Regions from separate parts of the Mus musculus genome. Here regions 1, 3 and 4 are each linked to region 2. The links are chromatin loops, found by intact Hi-C in ENCODE. Cell type or tissue: left cerebral cortex. All regions are shown on one strand.

Region 1 (2,500 bases), 130 kb after region 2:
TTGTTAATGTATCTGAGCCTGGTAGTAAACACCTGCAATCCCAGATCACGGAAGGTGGAGGCAGATAGGTCAGGAGTTCAAGGTCATCTTTGGCTAGATTGTGATTTCCAAGCCGATGTGGTACACAGGGAGTTGGGGGTGGGGTGGAAAGGAAAATGGTGAACCTAGAGGGAGTTAGGAAAAGGAGTTGGGGGTAGGGGGAAATAAATATGATCAAAATACTTTGTAAGCATGTATAAAATTCTCAAAGAATTAATACAAATATATTAAGTCAGATGACGGGTCTCTGAAAAAATAAAAATCTGAATATAGATAATGGATTTCTGCAAAGGCAGCTTTAAAATCAGCAGATACAGGCTAGAACTGTGCCCCTGGCATTGGCTGCTGACTTCTTGCTAAATGCAAACAGCTTTTCTGGGGTCTCTTTCTTTTCTCTCAGAGGAATTTCCGTACAGCCCAAGTGACATCATCCTATTTAAAGGTTCATCTCAGCCCACAGGACAGGACGACTATTCCCACACTTATGCCCACACTGCAAGCGCCAAGTGGGGGTGTGTGGGCAAAATACACACACACACACACACACACACAGAGGAGTATGCAGCCCACCCTGCTTGCATTCTCCAGTTAGTATTTCTGCCACAAAGCCTCGACTTGGGAAATTTTAACAGATTCGTAGGTATTTCATGTGTTCCAATAAATCTAGAGCTAAATCCTGCCTGAGCAGTCCGTCAGTACTAAACCAATGAAAACATTTGGCACCAGAGAATCCTTCCTCAACCCCCACCCCCACCCCCATCCCAGGGCCTTCCTCCCTCTTTCACTGGGTTTCGGGTGGGATCCATCTTGCTGGCTGCTGCCCACTAGGTGCCAAGCCACAGAGGTCTGTAACAGGTACAGAAAAAAAGAAGGCAGGAAAGCTTAGCTCCTCCGCTGCGTGCGGGGGCAGCCCGAAGAGATTCAATTCAGGGAAGGTCTAATCAGTTTGGTTTCAAGTCCACTGTTCGGCAAAAGCCCCGGAATGCTAATTGGAAAGTAACCTTGGAAACCGGAGCCTGGTACCCAGCGAATGTTGTACAAATGTGGCTGGACCTCCGAAGGGCACGTCCAGGGCAGCATTTCACAGGCTCCAGGCGCCTTTGTGTGGGAGATTTTATTTTCCACATTTATCTCTGTAAACCCTCTCTGTCGGCTGTCACCTACTGAATATGTCAAAGTCCCCAGAAGATGGGATATGGTTTGTCCATTGCTGCGACATCTCCCAGCCTGTTCCTAAAATACGGAAGCCACAAAACAGAGTGCCTGCAAAGCAGAAGTGTCTCGGATGATGGGGGAGGGGACTGCCCCTCTGTGGCTGTGTGGATAATGATGTGGTTATGAGGAAGCCTAGTATTCTGTGGCTCTCAGTGTGTCTGTCACTGAGGCCTGGGATACGGCCTGACATGCAAAGCTTATGCTGTGTGTCCTCTATGAGTTTGAGCAGGTCCCCCAAATTTCATCTCAGTAACATGACAGAAATCATTTAGGATCCCGGGGAGAAAAAAAAAATTGATTAGTCTCAAGAACTATGAAACCATTTCTGCTTGACCCCAGAATCCTGAAGGAGTCAGGATGCTCCTCCTTAGGAAAAACAAAAACAAAAACAAAAAACAAAGAACAAAAGTGCAGTAAACTGTAGCTCCGGGAGAGGAGACTTCCGCCTCTCAGAGGCTCAGAGATACACATTCTGAATAAGAGAAGAGTCTTTTCTATTCACAGCGATTCTGTGCTGAATAGAGATTATGTAAGTGCTTGAAAATAGCTGTTTTAAAAGACAACTGCAGATTAAAACTTCCTGACTTTGACATCTCATCATACCGAGTTGTTTATGAAAATAAGATTATGCTGTGCTCATTAGCATTTGGCACTTATATAAGGTTTCAATCCTTGTGTTTGGTACGGAAAACACACAAACTACTCTATCTCCCCCAGTTTCTTAGTTTCCTATTACATCATATTTTGAGACAGGGTCTTACTGGGCAGACCAAACTTACCTCGATATGAAAAGCCCAGGATTGTCTGAAACTAGTCATTCCCCTGCCGCAGACTCTCAGTAGCAAAATGCCTGGAATGTCCCACTCCCCTTAGGTCTGCCGCTTTAAAATTTAATTGGCTTTTAATTCCTTTTCATAGGTATATAGCTATATGTCGGTGCTTATAAATATTAATATGAAGAAGAGAGGTCTCAATGCTTAAGAGAGACTCCCTGCTCTCCCAGAGGACCTGAGTTTGATTCCTATCGCCCATGTCAAGCAGTTCACAATTGACTACAACTCCAGATTCAAGGAAACTTACTTACATTAGCTGACAGAAGCTGAAAGAGCAGTCAGTGCTCTTACCCACTGAGCCATCTCTCCAGCCCTGGGTTTCATTCTTATCCAGAGCCTTGGACATGAACATGGGCCTGTGGATATTTGTATGCTGATGACTTTGCAGTGAGATTTCTAAACATGCAGGACCC
Region 2 (2,500 bases):
TCCAGACTCAGATGAAAATCGAAAATCGATCCTCTCTGTCTAATTATGCTAACCAGAGAGAAACGCTTCCAGTTTCGTCAGCATAGACCATACATATATAAAATAAGGGGCAGTGTCTACAAGTAAAACAGTTGCTGGAGTAGGCCGGCCAAGGATTCTACTCGTTTCTAAATAATCAGATGACTTTTTAAAGTTTCTGTATATAAGTTACTTGCCCCAGATCTACAATCTATCTGAAGAGATACATGCATTTGCTCTCCTTTATCCTTTTCTTTGAGTTGGAGGATATTCGAGGTGCTCCATTCTCCCTCTCTTTGTGCGGGTCACTATGCAGCCCTACCCACCCCCAACCCCCTTCAGGGACCGCCAGACCTTTTCAGAGCTCTTTGCAAACCCGCAGGAGGAGGCGAAGGCATTTCCTGCTTGCACCGGCGATCGCCTCTGCCCTCCTATCTCTCTTCTCCCACGGCCCATCTGTGTCTCCTCTCTGCTCCCTTCCTTGCCACCCCCGCCCTCGGCTGGGTGCTCCCGGCCCCTCCCGCGCCCGTCTGTATTTGGAGCTGCCGGAAGCTGCGGGCGACTCTCCCCGAGAGCAGCGTGACCGACTCGGGCTCCCGTGCAGGGGGGAGGCGGAGGCAGCACCGGGCCTGCGGGAGGAGGGCGCAAGTGGCCGGAGCCGGCTTTGCATCACCGAAGCCAGGACCTGAGCTCTACAGCAGGTCAGGCTGGAACGCGGAGGGGGACGGGGGGGGGGGGGGCGGCGAGGAGAATGGGGGGCTTGCCTGGACACCCGGCACCCAAGGCCGGCGCTCTCAAGTTGCGCGCCCCTGGTAGGGTGGGAGATGGCCAGGGCGCGGGGAAGAAAGGCGAAGCAGACTCAGGGATCTGAGGCCACCCAGATGTGAGGACAAGGGAAGTGAGGACCGGAGATGTGAGGATCTGTGATGCGGGGATCTGACACTGGGGCAGTCCTCATCTGGGTCAGCTCAGCCCAGCGCTCCAGCTGCTCGCCTGGCGCTGAGGACCGCGAGTTTCGGGCTGGAGGGCCACCTATGGCCTGCCCGCCGACAACCACCGCACCCTAGGCCGGTCTAACTTCAAGGGGTCTCCACTGCTCTGCTTTGAGCTTTCTGAGGGTTCCCGGGTGGGTGTCATTGAATTAGACCTCGCCAGTGCCACCTCAATCCGAAGGTGCTGGAAGGAAAGGAAGGGACCTGGCTTCTCTGCAGAATCTGACTTGAGGCCATGAGTCACTTCTAAAAAATGCACACGCAACTGATGCTTTGAAGGGACCGCTCTGAAAATGGTACCCCTCAGCAGCTCTCTGACTGTCCCATAGGGGGTTGTTTGTGACATCAGCAATCTTGTCGTCATCTTTAGGCGGATGGCCCGCCATGCACATGAGACTATTTATTCTCATCAACACCACAGAGGCTGTGCATTAAGTCATGTCGGAATCCAGGCGTTCTTTATGTGAGTTTGTGCTTTTAGGACTTGTATTTAGAATTAGGTCTAAAAAGTTTACCAAGTGGAGGTGAACTTTGTACAGCCAAGACTTGCGTCTTGGCCTGAGTAATCAGGAGAAGGCAGAAACAAACGGAAAAAAAAAAAAAAAAGAAAAAGAAAAAGAAAAAGAAAAAAGAAAAAAAGGGGGGGGGGAGTTTATCAGAATTGCTTGCAGAGAGAGCACTGCCTGTTCGTTTGGCTGCTTGGTTTGTTGGTAGACAGAGCTTTGCCATGGAACCCCAGGCTGACCTCAAACTGTTAGCAATCATTCTGCTTCCGAGCTGAGATTACAGGTGTGCTCCTCTGCTTCCGAGAGGCGGACTTACTCTGTACCCAGACTAGCCAGGAACTCGCCATTAGCCCAGGTTGACTTCAAACTCACAATCCTCCTGCTTCCGGCTTCTGAGTGCTGGATTACTGGTAGGCACTGCCACACCTAACGAAGGTGTCTCAGAAGTCTTGCTGACGTAGCTGGGACCACTTTGTGGAAAGTAACAGTGGTGTCTGTCTCACCTTTGGAGTGACTTCGATTTGCTGGGGTTTTGTTAGAATACAAGCCTGCTGAGGGCAGGGAGGGGTTCGGGGTGGTTCTGCGTGGTTAGGGACTGAAAGCTGGTACAGAAAGCTGGTGGAAAGAATTAATTCGATCACTTGCAGTCAGAGCACGGTATCTTGACAAGACTGTACCTTTTTTTTTTTTTTCTTAAGAAAAGACTTATTTCTCCACGGATCCTCGAATCTGAAAATCCTTAATAAAGTTAGGCTCAAGTGAGACTCAAAGACAAAGAGGAAAAAAAAGAAGCTGACTGTGAGAAATGATAGTGACCAACCAGTTCTGCAAGCCGGAAGTGGGGTTTTCCACAAGACATTGTTTAGCTTGTTGGAATGACGGGAGTGTGGGGTTCCCTAACTTCCTGGCTAAAGAGCTAGATGGTAAATAGGGGCTCTGCAGCCCTCAAGGTCGACTTAGTAACTACTCAGCTTGGCTATTGTA
Region 3 (2,500 bases), 160 kb before region 2:
GTCATGCCCCATTGCCCAGGGAAGTCAGACGGGAACCTACAGGAGAAGCTGATGCACAGGCTGTGGAGAGACTCTGCTTACTGGCTTGCTCTTCCTGACCTGCTCAGCCTGATTTCTTATACCATGCAGAACCAATCATCCCCCTCACACCCATGGAAGGGGCCTATTCACATCAATCAGGAAAGAGCCCCCATAGGCTTGCCCACAGCACAGTCTAGTAGGGATATTTCCTGAATAAAGTTCTGTCTTCCCAAAGAACTGTGTGGAGTTGACATAAAAGCTAGCCAGCACAGGGATGACTTGTCATATAGCAATAAATGGCCAGAGCGCTCATTATACTATTATCCATTTTTATGTACTGGTGAATTTCCTAAAAGAAGAATATGTGGCTGGGTTCTGATGCTATTCTGATTTGCCTAAGTATCTGCACAAGGGGATTTTTCCCAAAGGGTGATTTGGGAACTCTACCCATCAGAATTCCCTGGGGTGCTTGCATGATAGATTAAGGATCTGGATGAGTCAGAATCTTCCAGAAAAGCAGGAGAGACCATTTTTCACAGGCACTGTCCCGAAATTCTGACACCCCTTAAATTCTGAGAAATGGGTGGGTTCTCAACATTTGCTTCAATTTATACTCTGCCAAAGAATTACACAAAACATCAGGGTATGGGTCCTGCCCTCCAGAATTACTGATTTAACACTTTGAGGTAGATCTGAACCTTGGAAATGTTTTAAAGCTCTCTGAATGATTCACAAATGCTGTACATATTTTAAGACTGCTGAATAAGAGGGGGGTATGTATAGGAGTGCATTGACAGCATGCACGTGAAAAGAGGACTTCAGACATGGAAGCCCATTCGAGAGAAGAGAATGCACAATTCAAATGAGCAATTGGGGGGGGGGGAGGCACGGGGAAGTGGAGTTTTGTCCCTGTGTGACAACGACAGAGTTCACAGTGGTAGAAAATGGAAAAACATCAAAAGGTACTCCACATCTATAATCACAAGCAAATGGGAACGAAGGATACCCGCATTCATTAGTCTTCTGTTGCTATAGTAAAATACTCTGACAAAAAGCAATTCAGAGAAGAAAGGGTTTATCTTGGCTTAGGGTTCAAGTGGGATAGACTCCATCCTGGTAGGGAGGGAAGCTATGGCTTCAGGGGCTTGCTGCCAGTCTGCTAGGCAGGAAACAGAGGGATCACATTTCATCTGCACACTGGAAGCAGAGATTAAGAACAGGAAGAGTGGGCCAGGCCATAAACCCTCAAAGCCTGCCCCAGTGACATACTTCCTCCAGCAAGGTTCTTAGAAGTTCCATAACCTTCCCTAACAGCATTGCTAACTGGGGGATCAAATGTTTACACACGCGAGCATATGGGGACATTTCTCTTTCACCCACACAACCTGAAAGTCAACTTATGTTTTCCTTCCTGGTTGCATAAGAAATAAATCTTTTTTTTTTCCTGCTGAGACAATTCCCTCATTTCCTTTTAAAAATGGCCTCTGTCTCTGCCTTAACTGTAACTTCATGCCGAGTGGTTGGATGTGTCAATGAAGAAGTGCTAAGGGCCAGTTACTAAGTGTCAGGAGTGTGTCAGGCGCTCCCAGGGGGTTGCCCAGCCAGTGAGTGGGATGGGACACACATTGTGAATATATGGTACTCAGAGCTCCTCTCCTACCCCATAACGCTGGATCATTTTGTATTTGTCTGCTCAGTTTCCACTCTCATCCCCAACGCTCCCAGCCTTGAAGAGCATCTAGATGCTGAACTGGGAAGAGAGAGAAGATACCAGAAAACTGTGCTGTCTGCCTGTGTTGTGGGGGAGTATCCAAGAGATAAGAAAGAGGGTGTGGCCAAGTGTCACTATGAATAGTGAAGGGAATCTCTCCTGAGACTCTGAGATATCTAAGAGGATTGTGCTGCCTTTTAAGTACTTTGGTTTGTTTCCTGAATTGATCCTGACATTGGCCGCCCCAAGTACATGAGATTTGGAAGTTCCAGGCCCACCCCAGGGACTTTCTGCTTCCCTTGTAAATTAGATGCAGAGTTCTTGGGCCAAAATACCACACATTTATGTAAATGTCTATTCATAAGCTGCCAAGAATGACTATATATATTTGACTAGTCAATTTTTTTCAGTACCATAAGAGAAAAAAAAAACGAATTTAACTAGGCCAAATCTATCTCGCACTGACTCAACCTCTTGTGAGAAAAATTAACTCTGTGTGCATCGAAAATCAGCGGTTTTCAACTTGTGGGTCATGACTTCTTTGTGGCTCAAACCACCCTTTCAGAGGGTTCGCCTGGAAAAGACATGAATATTTACGTTACAATTCGTCACAGCAGCAAAATTACAGTTATAATGTAGCAATGAAAATGATTTTATGGTGGGGGGGGTCACCAAAACATGAGGAACTGTATTAAAGGGTTACAGCATTAGAAGGTGGAGAACCACTGGTCAAAATAATCAGAGACGAGAATGAAAGAGGAGAGTGCT
Region 4 (2,500 bases), 160 kb after region 2:
TTTAGAAAGGTTCTTTGGATCAACTCCCAGCTGTGTTGTCTGGAAATCGGCAGTTCAGCTCACAGGTTAGCATGCAGCAGCAGCTCCTTCCAATCACCAACACCTCATGGATTCCAGCAGTCCAGCTCAGTAGAGTCAGGTTAGCTAATGTGAATCAGCAGCAGTGACACGACCTAGCAGAGACAGCCAGGCCTCAGCCTCAGCTTGAGTCAGTAGGAGGGACCTGGAGGGACACCAGGAAAAGTTCCCTGTGGTGTCCCTCTCAGAGAAGTGAAGATCAGCGAAGATGAGACACACAAGCATTGTACAGCTAGCTGTACCAGCAAGCCAAGCTCGGTCTCCATCACTCTGTAGAGTCCTATTTATAACCCTCCAAATATCACGTGTCCTCTGCATGTCTGTCTCGACTGACATCACTCTGCCAATCAGCCTAAGTTCTTGGAAGGGGCAACAAACTGCAGCACACCACCAGAAGTTTTTGGGTTTCTCTCTATGGCGTCCCCACCAATGCAGCTCAGCTACACAATGTAAGGCAGCCCAATACATGTGTGTCGTTAGCAAAGAATCCTTCATCACGTGTCCTTTCACATGCTTGCTTTAGCAGAACATCCGTTCACCTGGGTCTACTTTAGTCAAGCGTTCCCTCACAACTCTACCTAAATCTGTGTCCAGTTCAGGAAAACACTCCTTCACATGTTTGCCCCAACCAAACACCACCCAACATAATAGACTTTCCCTTTATGTGACAGTCGTTTTCTCCACGTACCCTGCTCCCATTCAGCTGACTTTGCTTTTCTTTCACCCCAGTCTCATATTTCCAAGTGAGATCGAGTCTTAACCCTACGACAGTCTTTCCTTGTGCCAGATTTCGTGGGTAACGTTCATGGATGCTACAGGAACCAACCAGCAAGCCTTGGGTTCTGTCCAAACAAAATAGAGATGAGGGCTGGGTTTGAACCGCTTAAGTCGGCTCTAGGGATGCCTGCCACAAATCCTAGTGCTCAAGAGACAGAGGTGGGAGGAGCAAAGGTTAAAGGTCATCCTTCAATACATAGTGAGTTCAAGGCCTGCCTGAGCTACGTGGGGACCTGTCTCAAACAAAAGAGGGTTGTGGAGAGGGGAGGAGAGGAGAGAAGAAAGGAGAGGGGGGAAAAAACAGAGAAATTAAAGTCAATCCTGTTGAAGATTCTCAGCTTCTGAAGTCAGGCTGGGAGACAGCGATTAACTTTGGAGATTCCTCCCCCTACTGGTTGCCTCAAGTCCTGTCTATTTTACACAAGGCAGCAGGCCATCCTTTGAATGTGACATGGTTTTTTCAGAGTTAACAAAAAGCCTGCTATAAATGAGGACACAAATATCAATCACCTCAAGTTCCCATAATCAAGAAATCTATCATAAAGAAAAGTATTATTATTATTATCATTTTTATTATATAAAATTCTTACCGTAATGGATATGTTTCTTATGCTGCTTAGCGAGAGAGCCCTGGGGGAAGAAACGCCTGATACAGCATTACATCACCCAAGTTTAGTTACACAGGGAAAAAATGCTTGGGTTACATATTTTCCCACAAATTAGTATGGAAATCAAATTATTTTTAAATTAAATATTTTATTCAGTGCACTGGGCATCTTATTTCTTAAATGTCATTGATAAGTATTACTCAAATAGAATAATAAATTTAAAAATTAGATTATCCCACTAAGACTATAGTCAAAGAACAGGTGCTTGGCTACCCACATGTCTAGAACGTTCTTTTGCTTTGTCTTTGCTTTTGTTTGTTTTTTGGTTTGGTTTGGTTTGGTTTGGTTTGGTTTTTTAGAACAGGGTTTCTCTTTGTGTGGCCCTAGGTGTCCTGGAATTCATTCTGTAGATCAGGCTGTCCTCGAACTCACAGAGGTCCTCCTGCCTCTACTTCCAGGATTCTGGGATTAAAACTATGCTCCACCACCACCCAGCCAGAATGTTTTTTTTTTTTTAAGTTCTATCAAAGCATGAATTCCAAGATGTGTAAAAAATTAATTATCTATTTTCCTAGTCGTGGTACCTCATGCCTGCGCTCCTAACATTCTGGAGGTGGAGGCAAGGGGTTAGAAGGCTAAGCTACACTGCAAGACCCTATTGAAAATAATCTCAAAAGAGACTTTAAAAGAAAAGAAAAACCAAAAGACTGCACACCAAGGGAAACCGAGGTGACCCCATTTCACAGCTTTCGTAATGGCCATCATCTGTGCTGGGACCCAGACTTGAGTGCCCAAGCGAGAGACAAGGCTTCTCCCAGCGTCTCCTAGCTGTGAAGATTCTGCTCTACAGGAAGCTCCGCTTTTCTCTCAGCCTTTTGCTAGCCAATATCCCCTCGACTTAAGTCCCATTAGAATTCCTTCCGACTCCCTGTTCAAACCACTGTGTGGTTATGGGCTCTTGGTTGGCGGCTGACTGGCACTGATGCCCATGTAGTCTGCGTTCCACAAGTAACTGAATGTTGCATGTTTACCAGACA

The links. Peaks named below come from ENCODE experiments on the same cell type or tissue, not always from the same donor. Only the 100,000 strongest peaks of a DNase experiment are listed, where the experiment ranks them.
Region 1: it touches region 2 in a loop (2.0-fold over the local background); 2 of 42 quality-filtered maps call a loop at or near these places.
Region 3: a loop joins it to region 2, with 2.1 times the contacts of the local background. A loop is called at or near these places in 5 of 42 quality-filtered maps.
Region 4: it touches region 2 in a loop (2.3-fold over the local background); 2 of 42 quality-filtered maps call a loop at or near these places.

The regions. Positions count from the first base shown.
Region 1 is chr13:46,632,953-46,635,452 of GRCm38, forward strand. All of the region lies in intron 7 of Cap2 (CAP, adenylate cyclase-associated protein, 2 (yeast)), which reads left to right. Among named protein-coding and RNA genes, the nearest start is that of Fam8a1, 35 kb to the right of the region's middle. In left cerebral cortex, no CTCF peak of the experiment used is centred here; DNase peaks (open chromatin) are centred at 568, 1,048, 1,285 and 1,762; H3K4me3 peaks cover 266 bases; H3K27ac peaks cover 2,424 bases.
Region 2 is chr13:46,501,493-46,503,992 of GRCm38, forward strand. It overlaps Cap2 (CAP, adenylate cyclase-associated protein, 2 (yeast)), which reads left to right and starts at 411. Exons shown (of 13, transcript NM_026056.4): 1 at 411-719. It overlaps LOC115488182 (a long non-coding RNA gene), which reads right to left and starts at 458. Exons shown (of 2, transcript XR_003950691.1): 1 at 373-458. In left cerebral cortex, a CTCF peak has its summit at 1,303; DNase peaks (open chromatin) are centred at 534 and 1,296; H3K4me3 peaks cover 2,500 bases; H3K27ac peaks cover 1,913 bases.
Region 3 is chr13:46,345,172-46,347,671 of GRCm38, forward strand. No RefSeq gene overlaps it. Among named protein-coding and RNA genes, the nearest start is that of Rbm24, 72 kb to the right of the region's middle. In left cerebral cortex, no CTCF peak of the experiment used is centred here; DNase peaks (open chromatin) are centred at 1,511 and 1,917; H3K27ac peaks cover 942 bases.
Region 4 is chr13:46,662,525-46,665,024 of GRCm38, forward strand. No RefSeq gene overlaps it. Among named protein-coding and RNA genes, the nearest start is that of Fam8a1, 5.7 kb to the right of the region's middle. In left cerebral cortex, a CTCF peak has its summit at 1,265 (motif pointing left); a DNase peak (open chromatin) is centred at 1,237.